Linked DNA regions of Homo sapiens: all the other regions are linked to region 1. Evidence: read pairs that join two places in POLR2A ChIA-PET (ENCODE). Cell type or tissue: OCI-LY7. All regions are shown on one strand. Links, peaks and the distances in the headings refer to the core of each region. The heading gives the core; the rest is flanking DNA. Region 1 has its middle 7.2 kb from the start of SLC39A10. Region 2 overlaps DNAH7 (dynein axonemal heavy chain 7). Region 3 has its middle 23 kb from the start of LINC01827.

Region 1 (10,794 bases), core at 3,738-7,737:
AAGTGTTGGGATTACAGGCATGAGCCACAGGCCCCTCAACTAAAAAATTAAAAAAATAGCTGCGTGTGGTGACACTGACCTGTAGTCCCAGCTATTCAGGAGGCTGAGGTGGAAGGATCACTTGACCCCAGGAGGTCATGGCTGCACTGAGCTTTATCACGCCACTGCACTCTAGCCTGGGTAACAGAGAGACATCCTGTCTCAAAAAAAAAAAGGAAAACAAAAGAAAATCACATTTGTATTATGTTCAAGTTTTGCCCAGTTGCCTCACCCATGACCAATCTAACTACTTTATTTATTTATTTATTTATTTATTTATTTATTTAGAGGCAGAGTTTCACTCTTGTTGCCCAGGCTGGAGTGCAATGGCGTGATCTCGGCTCACCGCAACCTCTGCCTCCCAGGTTCAAGCGATTCTCCTGCCTCAGCCGCCCTAGTAGCTAGGATTACAGGCATGTGCCACCACGCCCGGCTAATTTTGTATTTTTAGTAGAGACGTGGTTTCTCCATGTTGGTCAGGCTGGTCTCGAACTTCCGACCTCAGGTGATCCGCCTGCCTCGGCCTCCCAAAGTGCTGGGATTATAGGCATGAGCCACCGCGCCTGGCCATCTAACTACTTTATTTAAAAAAAAAAAAATGAGTGCTGGGCAGAGGTATAACAGCATCATACTGGCTAATGTCATTGCCTATACATTTTGGTAATCTCAAAACTGTTCCAGCTACAAAGCTACTGCTTGTACTTGAAATTCCTATTTAAAATATAGGGAGAGTATTACAAACTAATTCTGGAAACTTATTCTCAAAATTACATTGAAAAATTCTAGGTTTATAAAATCATTTACGTACTATAATATGGTTCAATTCCTTGAGCATTATAGACATTAGATAGTATATTTGTTTAATTTGTATTTATTGCAGTGCTTGATTTTTTACTTTCATTTTTCCAAACAGAAACGCTACCAATTAAACATTAACTTCCCATTCCCCATTTCTTTCTACCCAACCCTCTGGTAACCTCTATTCTACTTTCTTGTCTCTATAAATTTTCCTATTCTAAATACCTCATAGAAGTGAAATCATATAATGTCTGTGTTTTTGTGTCTGGCTTATTTCACTTAGCATAGTGTTTTTAAGGTTAATTCATGTTGTAGCATGTATTTCTATTTGAATTCCAAAGCTAATGTTAATGTATTACCTTGATCAAAAAAATAAAAATTAAAATAAACAATATCCTGCAAAGTATTGATCATTCTACAGGTACTGAAAATGAAGCTTAATGATCACGTTAAAGCCACAGGAAATAAGTTAGAAGAGATGGTGTTCAGATTTGATTCTATCTTTTTTTCTTTGTTTGTTTTTGAGATGGGGTCTCACTCTGTGTCAAAAAAAAGGCTGGAGTGCAGTGGCACAATCACAGCTCACTGCAGCCTTGACCTCCAGGCTCAAGCGATCTTCCCACCTCAGCTCCTGAGTAGCTGGGACTACAAGCGTGCACCACCATGCCTGGCTAATTTTTGAATTTTTTGTAGAGATGGGATTTTGCCGTGTTGCCCAGGCTGGTCTTGAACTCCTGGCCTCAAGCGATCCGCCCACCTCAGCCTCCCAAAGTGTTGGGATTACAGATGTGAGCCAGCACACTCAACAATTCTTTTTATTTTATTTTTTTATTTACTTAAGCGTACCCTGATGTGCCCAGCAATTCTATCTTCTTGAAACTTCTGCAGTTCAACAATTTCTCTTTATCCACTGTCACTTCTCACATGGGTTGTCCCTATCACAGTTTCCTAATTGTTTTAATTTCCTATTGCTGCTATAACACATTACCACATATGTGGTGGCTTCAAACAATACAAATTTGTTATGCAGCTCTGTAGGTCTGACACGAATTTCACTGAGCCAAAACCAGGGTGTCAGCAGGGCCACGTTTCTTCTGGAGGCTCTAAGGAGGAATCCATTTCCTGTTTTTCTAGCTTTAGAGGCTACCCACATTCCTTAGTTCAGGGGTCCTCACCCCCCACCCACCTCCCCCCACCACCAACCCCCTACAGACCCGGTAAGGCCGGTAGGGCCTTTTAGGAACACTGCTGCACAGCAGGAGGTGAGCGGAGGGTGAGCGAGCATTACCGCCTGAGCTTTGCCTCCTATCAGATAAGCAGCAGCATTAAATTCTCATGGGAGCACGAACCCTATGGTGAACCGTGCCTGTGAGGGATCTAGGTTGCACACTGCTTATGAGAATCTAATGCCTGATCATCTCAGGTGGAGCAGTTTCATCCCGAAGCCATCCCCCTGCCATCTGTGGAAAAAGTGTCTTCTAGGAGACTGGTCCCTGGCGCCAAAAAGGTTGGGGGACTGCTGCCTTAGCTTGTGGCTCCCTTTATTCAGCATCATTTTATCTCTCTGAGTGTCATTTCTCTTTATCTTCCTCTGACTCTCCTCTTCTTCCCTCTTCCATTTTTAGAGTCTCTTATGATTAAATCGGGCCCATTTGGATAATTGAAACTAATTTGTTCATTTCGAGGTCAGTTGGTTAGCAACTTTAATTCCATCTCCAGCCTTTGTACCCTTTGCCATGTAATCTACATGTTCATAGGATCCAGGGATTAGCATGTGGATGTCTTTATGGGGGAGGCATTATTCTGTCTACCACCCTAGTCGTATGATAATATGATTTCCCTTCTTGCCCATGATCACGTCACTTGCCCACCGAAAATTCTTCAATGGCCCTTGTTGCCCTCAGGGTAGCATTCAGACTCATTCAGGCTCCTTAATGTGATACACAAAGGCCTTCCTTACCAGTCCTGTCTCATCTCTCCCAACTCCCCATGCCCAAAACACACAACAAGATTGTGTGTTTCACTTCCCCAAACTGAAAACCAGGCATTCACTCATCTCATTCATCTGCTTGTTTGCTCTTTTCCCAGCCTTTTATCTGACTCTACTACTCATCCATAAGTCAGACTTCAGATGTGACTTCCTTTGGGAAGCCTGAGTGTATCCCCAAATTTTGGCCTTTGCTACCGTTGCAAGCTATACCTATATCTAACATAGCACTTGCCATGCGATACTGTAATTATCTCTTTAATTACCATCCACCACCACCACCACCACCACCACCACGAGACTACAGGCAACTTAAGGGTCAGCCTCTCATTTGTTCACCCTTGTATCAGTTACTTATCAGAGTGGCTTGCACACAATAAAAACACAAACTTTCTATTTTTTAAAGCAACCCTATTAACTGAGAAGCACAAACTTTTGCTTAAAGATATATCCCTTAATATTTATGTGTCTCTTTTTCCAAGACAGACTTATAGAGGATGTAGAGTCATATAAATCTAAGGACTGAAAAGTAAATGTACCTTTAATCCTCCAAATGGATTTCATTTAATTAATGAATTAATTTACTGAGGCAAGGTCCCACTCTGTCACCCAGGCTAGAATGCAGTGACAAAATCATGGCTCACTGCAGCCTCCACCTCCTGGGCTCCAGTGATCCTCTTGCTTCACCCTCCCGAGTAGCTGGGACCACAGGTGTGTGACACCATGCCCATCTAATTTTTAAAACAATTTTTTTGTACAGAAGAGGTCTCGCTATGTTGTCCAGACTGGTCTTGAACTCCTGGGCTCAAGCGATCCTCCCATCTTGGCCTCCGCCTATGCTGGAATTATAGGTGAGCTACTGAACTCGGCCCTTATCTGGCTTCTTATATCAAGACTGTGCACAGGTCACTATTTTTGCAAGAATTTCTATACCACTTCCTCTGAAAATGTTGGTAATTTAAAAAAGAAACAGCCAGACATGGTGGCTCACACCTGTAATTCCAACACTTTGGGAGATGGAGGTCGGCCAATTGCTTGAGCCCAGGAGTTCAAGACCAGTCTGGGCAACATGATGAAACTGTGTCTCTACAAAAAATTCAAAAATTAGCCAGGCATGGTGGTGCATGCCTGTGGTCCCAGCTACTCAGGAGGCTGAGGTGGGAGGATCACTTGAGTTTGGGAGGTCGAGGCTGCAGTGAGCCAAGAGATAGTGACACTGTATACTCCAGCCTGGGCAACAGAGCTAGACCCTATCTCAAAAAAACAAAAATAAAAATAGGTTGGATAATGTAAGAGTTAAGAACAGAGACTCTAGAGCCAGCCTGGGATCCTGGCTCTGCCATATTTTATGTAACCATCTCAGTTTTCTTCATTTGTGAAATAGACACAGTAATATCCACCTCAGAGGGTTACTGTAGAATTAAATGAGTTCCATTTAGAGCATTTAAATGGTGCCTGGCACATTTTAAATAATACCGCTTCATGTGGTTAGGGTGGGAAGGAAGATTGTAAAACATAAATGCTTAGAGAAAGCAACTGTCGTTGTAATTAAAATGAAACTTGGGTGTGATGAAATCATTGGAGGCTGTAGGTGAGATCATCTATGAGAAAGAAAAAGCCAAGCATGATGGGTCGCTAACCACCGGGCACTGCCAGAAGCATTTCTCATGAAACATTAGGAAGTTTCCAAATCTTCTCTAAAGACGTGTGCTTGAAAAAACAAAACAAAAAAAGAATGACAACAACAACAAAAAGATATGTGCTGGAAAGAAGAGATGGGATTCTATGAAGAATGTGAAAGTGGCTTATTGTATGAAATACAAAATATAATCCAAGCTTTACCTAGAAATAGTACAAGAAAAATTCAGAAATCCCTGCAAGCTATTCTTGTTTTGACAATTCATTTCTTGCCTTCCCTAATATTTAGAATTTTGCTGCATTGTTGCCATCAAATATTTTTTAAGAAATAAAGGTAAGCAGTATTTGCTAAGACAGAACACGTGTGTCTTGATTTTAGAAGATGTACTTGATTATTTTCATAAATGTCAGGTGTGAAATGGGTCACCTTATTAATTAAAGCCTTAGGCAAAATTTGAAATTTGATCTTATGTGATGACATTTTAAAATGGATGTATTAATTTCAACCAGTTTAACAAATGAGCCTTTTTAAAAAAATTTACGTGGTAACTTATTGTTAATTCATTTCCATGTTGACAGTTTTCCTTAAATTGAAGTGTAATCACCCACAAATACTTTTGAAGTTTGCCATATTCATGTGGATATTTATGCCACTTTTTTCTAATTCCTTTGGACTAGGAGTTATGTTCTGAAAAGTCAATTTCTGCTGTGCCAGTAGAGTTGCAAACGACCTAAAATGGCTACCTACCACACCTGTTTTTCTTCATCTTACTACTCTGTGAGTGAATGAGCTTGCCTGGAAGCAAGATTGAGAAGTTAGCAATTTGTCTACAGTTTTTCTTCTTTCCCTTTGTACCACACTACCCTCAAGAATCTAGACAACCGTGTTTTCTCTTTTCTTAGAACTTCCTCTTTAGAAAAAACCTAAGGAAAATATATTCTCACGGAGGTATAAATAGGTAATACAACTGTAGCAATTTCCCTCCAAGTTCTTCCGGTTTCAAGGCCCAGGGATGAAATGCTAACTGTGTAATTGTAGGAATTGGCAAGTACACTAAAAATACAAAAAATTAGCCGGGCATGGTGGTGGGCAGCTGTAGTCCCAGCTACTCAGGCGGCTGAGGTGGGAAAATGGCATGAACCCGGGAGGCGGAGCTTGCAGTGAGCCGAGATCCCACCACTGCACTCCAGCCTGGGCGACAGAGATGGACTCCTCCTCCAAAAAAAAAAAAAAAAGAAAAGAAAAAAATTGGTTTAGGGTGAGAAGTCTTCATGGCACTATGACGTGGGCAAATGTGTGGTCAACGTGTTAGTCTGGCTCTGGCTCTGAGTTTTTTGCTTTTGTTCATTCTTCTGAGTAGGTCTTTCTCTTTCTCTTGAGCCTGGTCTCATCTGTATTTTCGAAAGGACTTGCCATGGTCAATCAGAGGCTTTAAGCTTCTCTGTTATTGTCTGTCTTCCAGGAGAGATGCCTAATGCTAACACCTTTTATTTGTATTGCCATGGCAATACAAACCCTTAAACTAAGGGTTCTGGTTATTCTTAGGTTAGGATCATGTAGGCAGATCATAAAAAAGTTAATTTTTCTCCCCTGGGTGAGAAGTTGCTTAAATTTTTGTGTCAATTGTTTCATTTCTCCAATCTATTTTTGTCTCTGCAAATAGCCTGAAACTCGGTTTTATTGCACAAGCCTACCAATTCAGAATGATCTCAGGCGCATCAGACAAGTTTGTCCCTCACCAGAGTTGTATTGGTTTATTTCTCCCTGCCTTCGTGTGCCCATCTCAAAATGGTGGGGTCTGTGGAAGAGGATGGCCTTCCCAGATATGCAATTTTTGCTCTTTAGAAAGGAGTTTAAAAAAAAAAAAAATCCCAGCTACTGTGGGTGGGGAAGGCGAAGGAGGTGGGAGGTGGAAGGATTTTGCTTGAGCCTGGGAGGTTGAGTCTGCAGTGAGCTGTGATTGCACCACTGCACTCCAGCCTGGGAGACAGAATGAGACCCCGTCTCAAAAAAAATGTTTTTTTTTTTTTATTTAGAAAGGAGTATAAGGGGAGCTGTGCTCCTCTAGTGAGAACTCCCATGGACTTCTAAAGGCCCATTTATCCTACCTTAGTCTTTAGAGCTTGCCAAAAATGAGATGGTAGAGCCATAATTTCTCAGGGATCAGAAAAAGACTACCGCATGGGTCCAACTTCCCCATTCTGACAGTGTGTTTGCCGTGTTAGATGTTACACAGTGCCACAGGTCTCGAATAATGGAAATAATTTGTATCCTTTAAATATCTCTGGCATCAGTTTTAGAGCTGGAGCTTCAATCCCCAGGCTGAAATAGTCTCTAAAAATGAATAGTAGCTATTAAGTTTGAGGCCTCAGTTTGGAATTTTACCTACATATTGCTGACATCTTCCTTTCCCAAATCTCTTTTTTTTTGAGACAGAGTCTTGCCATGTCACCCAGGCTGGAAAGCAGGGGCATGATCTCGGCTCACTGCAACCTCCATCTCCCAGGATCAAGCGATTCTCCTGCTTCAGCCTCCCAAGTAGCTAGGATTGCAGGCGCTTGCCATCACATCCAGCTAATTTTTGTATTTTTAGTAGAGATGGGTTTTCATCATGTTGGCCAGGCTGGTCTTGAACTCCTGACCTCAAGTGATCCACCCGCTTTGGCCTCCCAAAGTGCTGGGATTACAGGTGTGAGCCACTGCCCATGGCCCCCTTTTCCAAATCTTAACACCTGTTCTGGTACTTAATATCCCCACACCCCACCACATTGGTACAGCAATATAATTTAGTCTTCCTTGTACTCCTAATGACTTCATCAATGAAAAGAGTCAAATTCTGTAACTTATTTGAAGATATTTTTTTCTGAGCCAAACATGAGTGACCAATGGCCTGTCACACAACCCCAGGAAATCCTTAGAATGTGTGCCCAAGGTGGTAGTTAAGCAACAGCTTGGTTTTATACATTTTAGGGAGATATAAGACACAATACATGTACGATGTACATTGGTTTGGTCCAGAAAAGTGGGACAACTGGAAGCAGGGGCTGGTTCCAGGTCTTAGGTGGATTCGAAGATTTTCTGATTGGCAGTTGGTTGAAATAGTTTATCTACAGACCTGGAATCAATATGAGGGAGTGTCTGGGTTAAGATAAGGGGCTATGTAGAACTTGGGGATAAGTAGTCAGAAAAGAAATAAAATTTAGCCTAGGCGTGGTGGCTAACACTTGTAATACCAGCACTTTGGGACGCCGAGGCGGGTGAATCACTTGAGGTCAGGAGTTTGAAAACAGCCTGGCCAACATGGAGAAAACCCGTCTCTCCCCCAAAATACAAAAACTAGCTGGGCGTGGTGGTAGGTGCCTGTAATCCCAGCTACTCGGGAGGCTGAGGCAGGAGAATCGCCTGAGCCTGGGAGGCAGAGGTTGCAGTGAGCCGAGATCTCGCCACTGCACTCCAGCCTGGGCAACAGAGTGAGACTCATCTTAAAAAAAAAAAAAAAAAGAAAGAAAATTTTAAAAAAAAGATAAGGGGTTATGGAGACCAAGGTTCTTATTATGCCGATGAAGCCTCCACCTAGCAGGCTTCAGAGAGAATAAATTGTGTTTCTTACCAGACTTTAAAAGACGCCAGACTCAGTTAATTCTCTCCTGGATCAGGGAAGAGACTTGGAAAGGGAAGGGGATTCTCTACAGCAGGGGTCCCCCAGCCACTAGACTGGTTCGGGTGCATGGCCTGTTAGGAACGGGGCCACACAGCAGGAGGTGAGTGTCAGGCAGTGAGCATTACTGCCTGAGTTCCACCTCCTGTCAGATCAATGGTGGCATTAGATTCTCATAGGAGCACAAACCCTATTGTGAACTGTGTATGTGAGGGATCTAGGTTGTGCAGTCCTTATGAGAATCTAACTAATGCCTGATAATCTGAGGTGGAACAGTTTCATCCCAAAACCATCCCCACCCACCCCCATCTGTGGAAAAATTGTCTTCCAGGAAACCAGTCTCTGGTGCCAAAAAAAGTTGGGGACTGCTGCTCTATAGAATGTAGATGTTTCCCACAAGAGACAGTTTTGCAAGGCCATTTCAAAACATGTCAAAGAAATATATTTTGGAGAAAAATACTTAGAATTCTTTCAGAGCCTGCTATCTGTCATGTTGGTATCATTGCTACAAAAAGTCTCTTTCATCAGTCTTAAGGTCTGTTTTAATGTTAATACTGGTCATCTGTGCCTGAATTTTTTTTTTTTTTTTTGAGACAGAGTCTTCTTCTGTCACCCAGGCTGGAGTGCAATGGCACAATCTCAACTCACTGCAACCTCTGCCTCCTGGGTTCAAGCGAGTCTCCCTGCCTTAGCCTCCCGAGTAGCTGGGATTACAGGTGCCCGCCACCATGCCTGGCTAATTTTTGTTATTTTTAGTAGAGATGGGATTTTGCCATGTTGGCCAGCTGGTCTCGAACTCCTGACCTCAGGTGATCCACCCGCCTTGGCCTCCATAAGTGCTGGGATTACAAGCGTGAGCCACCACACTCGGCCTGTGCCTGAATTTTAAAGTGAGGAGAATATAATGAGGCATGTTTAACCATCCATTCCCATCATGCCTGGTACTAGTGTTTCAGGTTAACTTTGGAATGCCCTTGGCAAAGAAGAAGTGACCATTCAGTTAGTTGGGAGGCTTAAAATTTTATTTTTGGTTCACAGCCTCTCTAGGCATAGCTTTGTCTAAAGTAAACTTTTAGGCCATGTAAAAGTAACAGTTTAAACTGGAGATGAATTTAGGAAGGGGTCTTTATCATTGGTTATTACTAATCTTGAATCACGGAAAGAACAAGTGAGTTTGAAAGGCCTGATTTCTTAGAATTAGTCGTGTTCTTTTTTTTGTTTGTTTTGTTTTTTTGAGACGGAGTTTTGCTCTTGTTGCCCAGGCTGGAGTGCAATGGCATGATCTCGGCTCACCGCAACCTCCACCTCCCAGGTTCAAGCGATTCTCCTGCCTCAGCCTTCCCAAGTAGCTGGGATAATAGGCATGTGCCACCAAGCCTGGCTAATTTTGTATTTTTAGTAGAGATGGGGTTTCTCCGTGTGGGACAGGCTGGTCTCAAACTCCGGACCTCAGGTGATCCGCCCACCTCAGCCTCCCGAAGTGCTGGGATTACAGGCGTGAGCCACCACGCCTGGCAGAATTAGTCATGTTCTTTATAGATTTCATTAAAGACTCTTAATTTTGTTGTGTATGATGACTATTTTCTCCTCTGTAAGAGGGAAACCCAGGTTTATGACATGGACTTCCTTCAGCCACTGCTAAAGATTGGGGTATGAAGTAGGTTTCTTATTTCCTCTTTTGTATTAATAGTTGGTTCTTTTCAAATCCTCTGAGGGGCAAAAAGACCCTTGGATTTACTATATCATGTCTCACAAAGGTAGACTGGTCACATTTGAAATTTTAGATATGTGAACTAATATTGTGGCTGAAGCAGCATGAATAAGCTAAACAGTGAAAGGTAAACCATTTACACATAATTCAGTACCTCTCTTTCCCCCAGGTACTGAAAATCATTTATACTATTTTTATAGTTGAGATGAGCTTCTTTATGAATCAAGTGAGGTGGCTGGAAAAAGAAAATGTCTTACACTTTCAGAAAGTTTTATGATTATAACATATTAGAAAGTCTTTACCCTAACATATTTCTTATATATAAAACTGGTAAAGATAAAATGAAATTCATATATTGTTGCTGTAGTGTCCATTATTTGACTCAGCAGGTGATTTTGTGTAAGCCTGCAAGTCATTTTCTGAGATTCCTTTTCTCAGTAGGAAAAGTAATATGCTAGTATGCAGAGAATCATTTATTCTATCTGATAATTTTGCTTGAAAATCTGCCCAAATCAGTGTGTATACACTTGAAAGTAAATAAATGTTTGGGTGAGTTTAAAAAGTGTTAGGAGACACAGTCTCTATTTTCAAGTTGCTTACCACATAGTTTTCTATAGGGATGACATTTAAAATATGTAACAATTAGTAAAGAATAGGCACCAACCAAGTAGAATGGGAGTGACTAATAAGAGCTGGGTCCAAAGGGCTCTATCTTAGCCAGGTATTAACCCACTAGTTCCTAAAATGTGGAGGTCTGGGGAATCTTGAGAGGAAGGACTGGCACAGGGGTGAGAAGCATGGGGGGATACCACTCAGAGTTGCAGCTGTTAACCAACTTGCATTGAAGTATTTCAGTATTTGATTAGTTGGTTCAGCCGTACTTGTGTGTACCAGCTGAACATTAGCCTTGTATATCCATAACTAAAAAAGCAGTGTAGGTGCCCTAAAATGTAAGGACTGCA
Region 2 (4,000 bases), core at 1-4,000, 260 kb after region 1:
CTCACAGATATGTGCCATTCGATCATAAGGAAAAACTGGAAAATCAAGCATGAGTAGTTTCATCTGAATTCAGATCTACTTTTAAAAACATCAAATGATTCAACAAATATGTACTGAACATACATTTTATAGATTGTGTGTGTGCATGCAAGCACACACATGCATATGTTATATCGAGTACACTGTATGTGCCAACCGTGACTCACAGCACTTCATATGCATATTTTATGCAAGGACACTAAGGCTATACCATATGAGATGTTAAATAATTAGCACAAAGCCACACAGATTATAGCAGCTGACCTTGGATTTTTACACATTTCATTCTTCCGAACCACACTGGATTGTACACGAACTCTATGGATGTCAAAGAATAGTACATTCTCATTAGTTGGAGAAGACCCTATAAATGACTTTGACCTCTAATGCATGGCGACAGATCACAGAGAACAGAATGCTTTGGATGTCATATTCAAGCAGTTATATACATTTTGAGATTCTTGATAATAAAAATCATGTCTAATTTTCTACCCCCATTATTCAGCTAAATGCCTACACAAAGAAGCTATTTACAAATACTAATAAGCAAATTTAATACTATTAAGTTTATGACTCTAAATAAAAGAATGAAGACGGTCATTACATAGATTCAAAAACTGAGCAATATATACCAGACATTTCTTTAGACATTTAATAATGTGATGGCTATTCAAACTGCATGTAGAATTCTTTAGTTTTGTTATTTTTTTCTTTCATTTATATATTTTTATTTGTACAAATTTATGGAGTATGTGTGCAATTTTGCTACATGCATAGACTGCATAGTGACTGAGTCACTATGCAATTTGGTATCCCTTACTTGAATAACATACACTGGTATCATACCATTTTGGTATCCATACCATTTTATGGTATCCAACACCTGCATAACATACATTGCCCCTAATCTCTCATCACACCCCTCTCCCACCTTCGCGCCCTTCCATTTCTATCATTCTACTCTCTACAGCCATGTGTACAGATTTCTTAGCGCCCACTTATGAGTGAGAACATGGGATATTTGACTTTCTGTGCCTGGCTTGTTTCATTTAAGATAATGACCTCTAGTTCCATCCATGTTGCCGCAAAAGACATGATTTCATTCTTTTTTATGGCTGAATAGTATTTCATTGTATAGATATACCCCATTTTCTTTATCCATTTCTCCACTGATGGACACTTAGGTTGATTCCATATCTTTGCTATTGGGAATATTGCTCATTTCAACAAGGTTGTAAATCATTACAGAGAATGAATTAAAATGTTAATTGGTCATTTAAATGTTTTCATATTTTATTAATTATAATTTTGAGCTTTTAAAAGTTCTAATTCTAATTGTTCCAGTATCACAAATGGAAAGTAATTAAACTCCAGATCAGTCATATTCCAGCCAGGAACAGTTTACTGCATGGGTGAGGGTTGGTATATTCTATTTTGCTAGTTTGTTTATCTTTTTTAATGTTAACTTTTTCTGGAGAAAATTTGGAAACGTAAACATTCTAGAATTTTTAAAATGTGCTTTGCATGTACACGGACACAAAGAAAAGAACAATGGACACTGGGGCCTGTTTGAGGGTGGAGGGTGGGAGAAGAGTGAGGATTGAAAAACTACCTATTGGCTATTATGATGATTATCTGGGTGACAAAATTATCTGTACACCAGATAAACTCTCGCAACACACAATCTACCCATGTAACAAACCTGCACCTGTACCCCTGGAACCTAAAATAAAAATTGGAAATAAAAATAAAATAAAATGTGCTTTGAAAAATTACAGAAAAACATAAATAAATATATAATTTCAAGTGGATCATTTTGTGTTCAGTTGTGTCACCTAACATTTTAAGGAATAACAGGCTACAGACACAAGCTGCTAAAATAATCAGATGTTTATAGGTTTATAGGCAGGGACTTGGTATCTCTAATTCTACCTTTTGAAGCTCATGGACTGACAAGAATCTAACTTAGAATTTAAAAAAAGTAATACACTGATTTGATCTTTAGGAATTATTAAATTAGCACATGTAACCTGAAAATATGTACATCTATAATGTATAAAAATAAATTTTTAAAAATAAAAACAAATAATAAAACTTAAGATTTCAAGTTCACTGAAATGACTGATTAGAATATGTCTATAAAAGTAAATTACTAACTCAAAATAACTTCTCAATAACAAGATCTGTAGGTTAAAGATGTCTTTAGAATCCCACGACCTTTACACGATGCAATCGTTCTCAAACTCTTATCTGCTCCAATGTATTTAAGGGACACCACTTATTCCAACCAGTAATAATGACTTGTTACAGTAGGGACTGGAGAGGAAAGTAGAGATTCTCTGCAAATAGGGTTTTGCTATAACCTTATTTCCTTTAAGAATTATTGAGATAGTGCTTCAATTTTTACTTTTACTTAAGCTACAGTAAATCTTTTACTTGTATTCAATTATGTTGCATCATAAATAACCATCTCTGATCAGTTATCCTGTTGTAAAGAAATGAGGAGTTAATTCAAACCTTAAAGAATTTTCCCAAAGCCAAATAATCCAACCCATCAGAGCAGTTGAAAACAACACATTGTTTGGCTACAGCTTTTGCCAAATCCTTGGTAGTTTCAGTCTTCCCAGTGCCAGCTGGACCCTCAGGTGCTCCTCCAAGGTGCAAATGAAGGGCTCCAAATAAGGTTCTGAAACATATGAAATAGACATTCTTTGTAGAATAATGTGATTTTTTTTCCATTCACATGCCAAGAAGAGAAAAAGGTTAAATTGAGAACCAAACCTCCAGCTTCCTCTTTGATAATTTCTTCCTTCCCAGTAACCTCTGAAAATCTCTGATAGTTCATTACTTTGTCTGTTATTATATTTTATTTCTGAATAGCTATATATATGCCACATTGAGAACAAATTCACTTTTGAAATTTAATGTTGATTTCTGGCCAATATGAAGAATTCAGTTGACTTTGAATCCCCTAATTCGCCAACTGTAAGCATATGGAAATGTTACAGATAAGAAAACAAATAATAATTTAAAATACATGGCCATTTTTGAAAGAATGAAAAGAAAATTACCAACGAAGAGGGAATGCAAAGCCGGAGAATTAGACACTAAAAGATTGTTTCGGGATCAGTATATAAATAAATGAGTATATTTATGCTCAGATAGAAACAGAAAATAAACCCTCAGAAGTGAGCAATGTGGGGAGCTGGAATGGATCCACCTATATAAATCTAGAAGTCTTGAAAGGCTGTCTTGTCTCTAAATGGAAACTAAAATCACTCCAGCAACCTACTGGAGAGAGACAAAGAAGAGTCAATTATGGAAGAGACAAAGAAGCCTATCCTTCATGCGGGGCCTGATGAAAAGCTTGTATCATTTGTGCAGGGAAAAAGAGGTCCAAATTTCTACTAGTCATGGGCACATTAATCCAAAATGATAAATTAACATTTTGTTCTGAACCAGAAAAAAACTCTAGAGTCTTCCTCAGAGATAAATATGAAACTGCTCCTTATGGACACCTCCACGGGTGACAACATGCAAGACTGCATGGGGAAACAATCACTACTAAAACCAGCTCACAGTTCAAACAGGAGAGAGAGATCAGAGTTAGGAGTCAGCCTTGCTGTGGCAAAAGCAATGGACAAAGAGTGTTATTATATAAATGGCGTCCTACTCTCTATGGTATCCTGGCGGTCTGTTAAATGAGATTTTAAATATAAAGCAATAGACATCAAAAAATTGTGAGAGAAAAACAGAAGCCAATTTTATAAATGAGACAATTTGAAACTCTAGCAATAAAAATATAATTTAAAAACTCAGTGAACAAGTTAAATAGCAGAATAAACATAAGGAAACAGAAAATTATGCACTGAAAATTACTCAAAGAGATACAGAGACTGAATGTAAGAAAAGTTAAGAGACATAGAAGGAAGAAAATGGGGAAGAAGCAAAATTTAAACAG
Region 3 (10,794 bases), core at 2,714-6,713, 54 kb before region 1:
ACCCTAGATTTAACTTACTCATCCATTGGGTTAAAAGAAAAAGTATTTAATACAAAAAATTCAAAAGCCAAGTCAAAACTACCCTTTAAAGCAAAATGCTAACTCCAGGATTTTGGCAAAGTTTCTTTCCTTGATTGTAGTCATTTCAAGGAGAGAGAGGTTAACCTCTTCCCCTAATCTCACCTCTTCAAAGAAAAGAAGTTGAAGCAGAAAAATTAGCACTGATCTCATGTTAGGATTCAAAGGGCAGGATGAGGCTGTGTAATGTAGTGATGGAAATAGGATAAAACCCTTGTTACTGTTTTCCAGAAGCTAATCTGAGGGTTACCATGGTAACTCACCAGGGTACAAGACTGTTGTGAGCTTTAGGGAACAATTTCGGGATACATTCTTAAAAGAGAATATCAACTGCTTGCATCAAATGGGTGAGAAGTGGGGCACAGTGGCGCACATCTGTAGTCCACCTAATCTGAAGGCTGAGGCAGAAGTATAGCTTGAACCCAGGGGTTTGAGACCAGCCCAGGAAACATAGCGAGATCCTGTCTCCCTCTTACAAACACACACACACACACACACACACACACACACACACACGAGTAACAGAAGAGTCTTTTGGAAGTGGATCAAAACCGATTTAAGGTTTTGGTTTGAATTTTTGAAAAAGTAGGTGTCTTGGGTGAAAAACAACAGAAAAAAGTCAACCGGTAAGTCTTGCCAAGTCTGGAGGAGAAGACTCACACTAAATTGCAGGGCTAAAAGAAAGAACCTAAAAGTCAAAAGCAATTGGAGCTATTTGGTAATTAAAATATGTACATTCTTTTAGAATTGAAGCTATCTGCTATTAGCTTCTTTGTTGTCCTTTTGGTTACTTATGGAAGACTCCAATTCAGCGCATTTGATCCTACTGTTTTCCTATATTCTTTTCATTCTGAAGTCATTGTTTCTATACATATTAATCGCATTATACTTCTTTTCCTCTTTTACAGAAAAGCTACATTTAAAAACGGTGTCATTGCAGCAGTTTACCAGGAACAATTATTCCTGGTAGAAGCTATTTAACTAAATACATAGGACCCTGCAACTAGATTTTTACCTTCCTTTTAATTTTATTTGATTATGCTATTATCTAAGCTTGCCTCTTTGGCTTTTCAAATTAAAGTACCACATCTCTCTGTAAGCATAAGAATCTGTACAAACAGGCATTTTTTTTTTAGCTTTTCTAGAAAATTTGAGGGGAAATATTATGGAATAGAATGGAAAATTTACAACAACATTTAAGACAAAACATAGAACTTGAAGGAAATTTTATATTTGCGGCAGGCCAGTTTCATGACAACTATGCCCTCTTAGACTCCCTTACGTTTCTCACAATTAGTACTTTACGGAAAATTTTTAAAAGACACAATTCAAGCAGTCTCCCGGGGATTCCTGAGGACCAATACAAACAGTGTAATACAGTGCAATATGAAAACCCCAAATTACTATTTAATTATTTAGACTTAGTTTATGGCATTTTGATTGGTTTTCTTTCTTTCTTTTTCTCTCTTTCTTTCTTTCTTTTCTTTCTTTCCTTTCTTTCTTTCTCTCTCTCTCTCTTTCTTTCTTTCTTCTTTTTTTTTTTTTTACAGCAATTACAGGGTGAAGTATAGGTTAGTGTGATTCTAAGTCAAACGTAAGCAAACTACTTCCCACATACCAAATCCGGTCATCGCCTGTTTTTCTACAACTTGCAAGCTAAGAATGTTTTGTGTACTTTTCGGTGGTTGAAAAAAATCAAAAGGATATTTTCTGACATATAAAAATTATATGGAATTTGAGTTTCAGCTATAAGTAGAGTTTTATTGGAACACAGCCTCACTCATTTGTCTACACATTGTCTAGGACTGCTTGTGTGACAAGGGCAGAGTTGCGTAGGTGCCACAGAGACCACATGGCTGGCAAAGCCTAAATACTTATTACCTGGGCCAGGCGCGGTGGCTCACACCTGTAATCCCAGCACTTTGGGAGGCCAAGGCGGGCGGATCACCTGAGGTCAGGAGTTCAAGACCACCCTGGCCAACGTGGTGAAACCCTGTCTCTACTAAAAATACAAAAAAATTAGCTGGGCATGGTGGCAGGCGCCTGTAATCCCAGCTACTGGGGAGGCTGAGGCAGGAGAATCGCTTGAACCCGAGAGGCAGAGTTTGCAGTGAGCTGAGATCACGCCATTGTACTCCAGCCTGGGCAACAAAGAGTGAAACTCCATCTCAAAAAAAAAAAAAATACATATATATATATATATAGCTTTTCTCTAAAAGGTCAGGCTGACCCTTTAGAGAAAAAGCTAGCCGACCTCTGATCTAAATCATTACTTCCGCTATTGATTGTCAAGTTACAGCCTGAGTTATCTAAAGAGAAAACATTAATACTCCACTAATGAAAGCTATTCTTATGCAAGTTCATTGTCCTGATATAGAAACTGAAAGGGTAGAGACCAGAGTTGGTAGGTTTGACAAGAAGGAAGATAAGATACTGAAAGAGAAAACAAGAGTAATCTCTTCCAAAAACAATGGAAAACTTTCCAGTGATATTTGCTGATAGGTGTCCTTTTTCATATCAGAAACCAAAATGCCTTATTTTCCACTATTTGTAAACTCTAAAGATACTGTCACTTAATTAGCGATTTTCTTTCAGAAGAATTAATGATCAATGTGTGCAAGTTCAAGTTCTGACCTTATTTGTCAAACTGTCTGAGGTTGAATGTTCTGGGAAAATGACAAAAGGAAGGAAGCATTTAGATATGTGTCTCCTGAGACTTAATTCATCTTTGATTAACTGAAGAAGCCATAAGAATATCTTTCTGGGCAAATAATAACCAGCTTCCTTTAAACAGAGGAAAGATACTCTTTTGAATTAAAAATCTAGTTGTAATTCTAATTTAGCCAAGTTTATTATCTCACTATTAGAGCCTAAAGAGTGCAGTACTTTTTCTTGGGTCCTAGGTAATCTTTTTTTTTTTTAAAGACAAACAAACAAACAAACAAAAAACAGAACAATTGAATTTACAATAGTACGACAGCTTTATCAGACTGCTTCTCAATTATCTTGCTGATGCACATAGTGGGTGATGTTAGTAGGGGGTAAATGCTTGCTTGGGTGTGCCCGAGATTATATACAATTCCAGGAATTCCTAGCTGTATTGAAATCCCTCATTTCACACTCAGAGTTGTAGAATGCAAATGAATATAAGGAAAGCTATGAATCCACCCTTGTGTATGTATTAAGTAAACTTCAAACATTTATGCCAATTTTACAACTTGTGAACAACAAATTAATTGACATGTCTCGTATTTTCTTCAAATTTGGTCTTGAGGTGTCTCTCTGGAGAATGACTATAAATTCTAGCCCTGCGCTGATGGGGCTTCAGGGATGGTGGTTGTGGATGTTTACAGGGTGCTTTTCACAGGATACTTCTTTATGATAGTGGACAGCCTAATGTCTAAGTGTCCAACCTCTGATCAGGTGTCCCTCTCACAGGAAACTTGTTTATATTGGCAGAGAAACTTGTGGCTCTCATCTGACCTGTGTCCTGTTTAATCTTGTAAGAAAGCCAATCTCTAGGAGAGCTCTGATCAGGAAAGAAGTTAGGTTCAGCTGTGTCAGCCAGGTAAGACACAGAGGAGACCACTCAACAAAACACATGAAATAACAGAAGCAGTTTATTACTTACAGGTCCGAAAAGAAGAGGGCTGCATGCCTGGAAGGGGAAATGCAAAGTAGGGGCCCATCCAGGACACACATGCTTGATGGGGAGCGAGAGAGAAGGAGAGAAAAGACAAGAGGGCTAAAGCCTTTATTGGGGTCCAGGGTGTTACCTGAGCAGGTTTCCAGTGCGGCGTTCTAATCAGTGAGTCTAGAGCAAGCAGGCACAAGTTCCACGGAGGCACTTGTGGACTAAGATGGTCATTGAGGCATATCTGTGAAGTCCATGCAGGGTGTGGGGTCAGTGGGGTGAGTCAAGCAGATTGCATTTAGCTCTACCATAGGGAGGTGGACAGCAAGAGGCCGATAAGACATCTGGATCAAGCACACTGAGGAACTGGGAAGAGACAGAGAACTGAAAACTGTCAAGGATGAGGAAGTCTTGCTTCTGGTATGAGAAAGCCCAGCTTATACTCAAAATGGGTGTCAAGGCAACACGAAATTATAAGAATGTGCTATAACCTCACACAAACTAGTCACAACAACTCAGCTGAATGCAAACGATGACCTTAGAACACATTTAAGTTGAGCAATATAGCCTAGCCAAAATATTGGATGGCTTGGTTCTTTAGCCCCTTTGAAGCATTCTTTGGGCAACAACTCTGGTAATGGTGGAGTTAGTTGATGGCTTCAGCATCAGCGTCACAGTCGTTCTGTGAGATGAGGCTCCTGGAAGTGAGTTTAACAGTCTCTTAAAGCCCTGCATTTGGCTCCACCTCTTGCACCCATAGCCCCTTTGAAACCCGTTGCCCACAAGTGCTGTGGGCTGTTCAGTCCCACTGGATGCAGATACAGGTAAAGGATCAATCTTCATCTCTGTGCCATTCCCCACAAGCTGGCAATGCTTTTCAGAAATCTCACTTGCCTCACAAACTGCTGAGGGAAATATCTCATTGCATTGGAATTATTTACTTCTGTGTATGCTCTGTAGCATTTTCAAGAATATGCTCATTTTCATTAGGCTTGAACGACGTTCTGCCAAGGTCGTACCTTCTCAGAATCTTTTGCCCTTAAATATTTAATACAGCAGGTACTTCAGGAATGAGCATCTATCAAGATCATTTGGTATGAAAAATCATTCAATGCATGGTGCCTTCGTTTAATAAGTTACAGAAATAGAAGGAAAAGTTATGGTACGAGGGCGTAGATTACAAGGATGTCTGCTTTTAAAGAGAAAATGAAATGTCCTAAGTCAACACACTGGGCTTCTCAGTTTCTTCTATCTTTTACAATAGCTTCATCAGGCATGAGTAGCAGAACTGACCAGCAGATCAGCGGGGGCAGTGCAAAGCAACAGTAAAGTAGTACAAGGCAAGTTAAGATAATTGTTGCAAATCTGCAAAGAATCTTCATTCCCCAGAGAGTTGAAAGTCTAATTGCCAAAGAAAGGAATGCAGCTGTCATCTTGAAATGGAAGAAATACCCCTCAACTATTAATATGTTGGCTGGCAGTGTGTTCTGCAGAAGCTAGGGAGTCTCTTCTGAATATAGGGCTTGTTGCAAAAACTGATATTTAATTAATGTCACATCTCTAGATACTAAATTCTTACAGTATAGAACCCAATTTCTGGAAATGGCCTACACTATTTGGCAGCCACAAATCCAATAATAAGGCTGCCCTCAGAGCCCTGCCCATCTGGTTGGATTTTTTTCTCTATTTCTGCCTCCTAATTAGGAGATTAAAGCTATTTTCCTCTTGATTTATATATGTCTTTCTTTTTGACTTTTGAACAATATCATTTCTCTTGGTTTATTTTTCTTATTCTCTTAAGTGTTTTTACCAATCAATAAAGTGTTTAAATTTGTTCCTTTTTTTCTGTTTGCTTCTTCCATTTTATTTTTTTTGTAACTATGTTACTTCAATTTTAAATATGAATGTGCTGCTGCTTTCAAACATCCTCTTTTGAAAGAAATGATAGGATTTTATAGATTTTCTTAGCAAGTGAGAAATCAATTTAGCAACATGTTGCAAACAAATTTTACCCTTGATTAGACTGAAGTTTTTGGTCATGTATATAGCTTCTAATTTTTTTTCAACTTTTATTATTATGATCCATTTTCTGATTCATTAATTCCTACTCTTTATCCTTTTTCATCCTTCTGTTTACCTTAAGTTTAATTTGTTCCAGTTGCTTAATGTGAAAGCTTAGTGCATTCATTTTAAACCTTTCTTCTCTTCTAACATAAGCATTTAATGTTATAAATTTCTCACCAAACACTGTTTTGGCAGCATAACGTAACTTTTTTTTTTTTTTTTTTTTTGAGATACGGACTTGCTCTATCACCTACGCTGGAGTGCAGTGGTGCGATCACGGCTCACTGCAGCCATGATTTCCCAGGTGTAACTGATCATCCTACCGCCATCTCCCAAGTAGCTGGGACAACAGGCTTCCGCCACCACGCGGAGTTTCACTATGTTGCCCAGGCTTGTCTCGAACTCCTGGGCTCAAGTGATCCACCCACCTCGGCCTCCAAAAGTGCTGGGATTACAGGTGTAAGTGACCACACCAGGCCCAATATGTTGTATTTTAAATTTGTATTCACATAAGTGTATTTTCTTCTTATTACCATGTGCTATTTAGAAGTACGTTGCTTAATTCAAATATTTGAGGATTTTCCATGTATCTTGAAAATTATTGATACCTCGTTTCTGTGGAGAAGGAAAGATTTCTTATCCACTGCTAGGTTCATAGCTGAGACCCCTATAACAGAAGACATTAAGAGCCAGGTGTGTTGGCAAGGCAGAGGATCCCTTGAGCCCAGAAGTTTGAATCCAGCCTGGGCTATATAGTGAGACCCTGTCTCTACAAAAAATAAAAAAATTAGCCATGCATGGTGGTGCATGCCTATAGTCCCAGCTACTCAGGAGGCTGAGGTGGGAGGATTGCTTGAGCCCAAGAGGTCAAGGCTGCAGTGAGCCATGATTGTGCCACTGCAGTCCAGCCTGGGTGACAGAGGGAGACCCCCATCTCCAAAAAATAAAATAAAATAAAAGACATTAATGAGAAAAGCATACACATTTATTCAATATAAATGTTGTGTGACATGAGTACATTCATTACGGAAACAAGGAAACAGGGAAACCCGTATATATTCATGCTTAGGTTTGATGAAAAGTGAACAGTTTTGGGAAAATATGATTGGAGGACAAAAGGAGTATGAACTAATGTTAATAAACTGGGAGAACTTAGCAAGAGAGGGCCCTTGTAATGAGAGTCTTATGACCTGCCTCAGAGGAGAAGAGTGATGGGAAGAGAAGGCTTCCTGCTTCTGCTGTTTTCTCAAATGTCGAGGTACCATATTTTGGGCTAACATGTCTTGAACCCCATAATTTCCTTCCGTTACGGCCGGGAACATCTTTTTTAAAATTTAAATTCCTACAAATTTATTGATATATGTTTAAGTCCAAAATTTGATGTAACTTCTTGAATGTTCCATTTATGCTGAAAAAAATGCGAATTGTTATTTTTTGCATGGAGTGTTCTATATATGTCATTTAGTTCAAGTTGTTTGATAGTATTGATACAGTTTGTTCGCTGCTGTATCCCAAGCACCTAGAACTGTAGGTTCTTTGCAAATATTTGTTGTGTGAATGAATGATCTATATTATGGTGACGATTTTCATTTTCACCCTCACCGAGAATTCTAAAGATTAGGCTGGCTGAGGAATAATTCGAATGTAATTAGTGTATCTACACTAGCACCCAAGCAATTGCATATGAGTATTAAGCTGAAAGGCCATGTAGTTTGCATTTCTAGGTCTATCACTGCAGCGTTTACTGTATTTCTGATTATTTAAACTTCAAGAGATAGCTGCCTTTCAATACTGTTCCAAAAGAAAACATACCAGAGAAAAAGCCCTCAAATCTGTATATGGCAAGTCAGTACAAATTTGATTTCATGGTAAACAGCTGAGGATGGGTAGGGACTGAGACCAGAAAAAAAAAAAAAAAAAAAAAGAGAGATGGCACTGATTTTTTTTTTTTTTTTTTTTTTTACTTTAAGTTTCGGGATACATGTGCAGAACGGGCAAGTTTGTTACATAGGTATACACGTGCCATGGTGGTTTGCTGCACCTATCAACCCGTCATCTAGGTTTTAAGCCCTGCATGCATTAGGTATTTGTCCTAATGCTATCCCTCCCTTTGCCCTCCACCCACTGACAGGCCCTGTTGTGTAATGTTCTTCTCCCTGTGTCCATGTGTTTTCATTGTTCAACTCCCACTTATAAGTGAGAACATGCGGTGTTTGGTTTTCTGTTCCTGTGTTAGTTTGCTGAGAATGATGGTTTCCAGCTTCATCCATGTCCCTGCAAAGAACAGGATCTCATTCTTTTTTATGGTTGCATGGCCCTGAAATTTTTATATCATAAGTACATTCTTGAATGATTGCAAATTTCTTATTGCACTCTTTCTTTACAAAGCTTTTGTTTCTTTGCATAACTCTGCAAAAGAGCTGTCAGCCATGTTTGTGGCCCAGGAATAAAAATGGTAGTTCTTGCAGTAGAGATTATCAGTCTTTTTAGAGTAACCTCACCATCCCCCCACAAACTTATATTTCGTGTTTATTTCTTTTTAAAATTCAGGCAAATCAATATTAATTTTATTCTGAGATTTTTACAATACCCTTGAAATTACTATAAATATATTAGCTTGGTAGAGAAACCAGGATCTCTGGATTGGGATTGTGACTAATTTAGAATTTTAAAACGTATTAACTAGAGTTATAATTTGTGCAGTCTTCAAATGTGGCAGGAGGGTTACATTTTTCTTTTTTCTTTTCTTTTTTTTTTTTTTGAGACGGAATCTCGCTCATTCTTATTGCCCAGGCTGGAGTGCAGTGGCGCGATCTCAGCTCACTGCAACCTCCACCTCCCAGGTTCAAGTGATTCTCCTGCCTCAACCTCCCGAATAGCTGGGATTACAGGCACGTGCCACCACGCCTGGCTAATTTTTGTATTTTGGGCAGAGACGGGATTTCACCTTGTTGGTCGGACTGGTCTCAAATTCCTGACCTCAGATGATCCACCCACCTCGGCCTCCCAAAGTGCTGGGATTACAGGTGTGAGCCACTGCACCTGGCCAGGGTTATATTTTTCTTAATTGGTGCATCCAAATTAATCCATGTCAAGTTTGCACACTATTGATGTCCAGCTCTGCTGTCATTTCAATTCTCTAAGAGACCTTTTTCTTCTTTATCTTTCTTAACTTCCTCCAAGAAAACCTTGCTAGAAATCAAGTCTGGCCAGTTTTGCTAGTTCTTGCCTTAAGTATGAGTGCTATCTTTAAAATCATAGAGTCCTGTGTGTGTGCTAGTCTGAGATGTTTTTAATTAGGCCAAAACATGTCTTAGCCTGAGAAAGTATCTGCATAATTCTAGATTTTAATATATAAGACAGCTAGCCAAGAGAATATTATATGTGGATTGTTGTTGTTGTTGTTAAACCTATTGAAACTAACTTAACTTGATTCTCTATAAAAATCTTTCCTCTACCTCCTGAAATATTTTAATTAGATACTGCTCTGAGTATGCCAACAATCACTTGACATTCTGTTGTTTTTAGCTCGTGGTTACCTACATTTCTCTCCTATTTCTTCTCCTGTTACTCCCACCACTTACTACAACCCCAAAGAGCTTCTTTGTGCCTTGTTTTATGTAATCAGGAAGAATGATTCTGCTCTGGTATGAAGGAGAATCATTCCAAATCTAACAAGAACCGTTCAGTTTTGAGAACCTGAGAAGGAGACCATTAGTCATAGTTTTGAGGACCATCAGTGCCAGACAGAGACCTCTTGTAGGAGCCCTTGCTGGAAGAAGTGAGGGCTTGTGTGAGGACTCAGGCAAGGGGGCGCCCAGGCTGCCCCTCCCTTGGCCAGATGTCCCCGCACCGTGCCACTGAGCTAGAAAGCCAGCACAGACTCTCTGTCTTCCTTAAGATGCCAAGAGGAGGAAACACACACTTTTCCTGAAGCAAAAAAAAAAAAAAAGGGTTATAGGCCGGGTGCAGTAGCTCACGCCTGTAATCCCAGCACTCTGGGAGGCCGAGGCAGGCAGATCACCTGAGGTCAGAAATTTGAGACCAGCCTGGCCAACATGGTAAAACCTTGTCTCTACTAAAAATACAAAAATTAGCTGAGTGTGCGGTGGGAGCCTGTAATCCCAGCCTACTTGGGAGGCTAAGGCAGGAGAATCACTTGAGCCTGGGAGGCGGAGGTTGCAGTGAGACGAGATCGTGCCATTGCACTCCAGCCTGGGCAACAAGAGCGAGACTCCATCTCAAAAAACAAAAACAAAACAAAAAAAAAAACACGGGGTTATAAATCATGGTGCAAGTCTATAGTACTATGGCTATAGTACTATGGGTTCTCTATAACTCTTATACTTAGGTATTATGTTGGGTTGTCCTGGGAGGACACTTCAGTGCCAGCCTCTTTTTTTTTTTTTTTTTTTGAGACGGAGTCTCGTTCTGTCTCCCAGGCTGGAGTGCAATGGCGTGATCTCAGCTCACTGCAACATCCGCCTCCCGGGTTCAAGTGATTCTCCTGTCTCAGCCTCCCGAGTAGCTGGGATTACCCACCACACCCGGGTAATTTTTATATTTTGGGTAGAAACCAGGTTTCACCATGTTGGCCAGGCTGGTCTTGAACCCCTGACCTCGAGTGATCTGCCTGCCTCAGCCTCCCAAAGTATCGGGATTACAGGTGTGAGCCACTGCGCCTGACCTGCCAGCCTTCTTTTGAAAACCTTTAACTCAGCCAGGCATTGTGGTTCATACCTGTAATCCCTGTGCTCAAGCACTTTGGGAGGCTGAGGCGGGAGTATCACTTGAGCCCAGGAGTTCAAGACCAGCCTAAGCAACATAGTGAAACCTCATTTCTTAAAAAAAATTAAAACCTGTCACTGGTTTCTGAGTGTACTTTTATTTTGAGGATGTCCAGGGCCACTGGCCAGCTCTACCTGTGTGAAGTAGAAAAAGCCACCCTTCCCCATAGGCAGGAGAATACAGACTCATGCCAGGGTACTTGGCTTGTCTGGCGTGCTTACGTAGTAATA

What was found. ChIA-PET counts read pairs that join two places held together with the same protein. Peaks named below come from ENCODE experiments on the same cell type or tissue, not always from the same donor. Only the 100,000 strongest peaks of a DNase experiment are listed, where the experiment ranks them.
Region 2: POLR2A ChIA-PET joins it to region 1 with 6 read pairs; 2 of 35 experiments call an interaction of 5 or more read pairs at or near these places.
Region 3: POLR2A ChIA-PET joins it to region 1 with 6 read pairs; 16 of 35 experiments call an interaction of 5 or more read pairs at or near these places.

What each region holds. Positions count from the first base shown.
Region 1 is chr2:195,644,601-195,655,394 of GRCh38, forward strand. It overlaps a transcript of SLC39A10 not described here. Among named protein-coding and RNA genes, the nearest start is that of SLC39A10, 7.2 kb to the right of the region's middle. RefSeq lists an enhancer at 5,683-5,762. In OCI-LY7, for the core only: no CTCF peak of the experiment used is centred there; DNase peaks (open chromatin) are centred at 5,241, 5,851 and 6,131; H3K4me3 peaks cover 1,671 bases; H3K27ac peaks cover 2,319 bases.
Region 2 is chr2:195,907,471-195,911,470 of GRCh38, forward strand. DNAH7 (dynein axonemal heavy chain 7) reads right to left here. Exons shown (of 65, transcript NM_018897.3): 25 at 2,557-2,725. Among named protein-coding and RNA genes, the nearest start is that of DNAH7, 160 kb to the right of the region's middle. In OCI-LY7, for the core only: no CTCF peak of the experiment used is centred there; no DNase peak of the experiment used is centred there.
Region 3 is chr2:195,591,980-195,602,773 of GRCh38, forward strand. No RefSeq gene overlaps it. Among named protein-coding and RNA genes, the nearest start is that of LINC01827, 23 kb to the left of the region's middle. In OCI-LY7, for the core only: no CTCF peak of the experiment used is centred there; no DNase peak of the experiment used is centred there.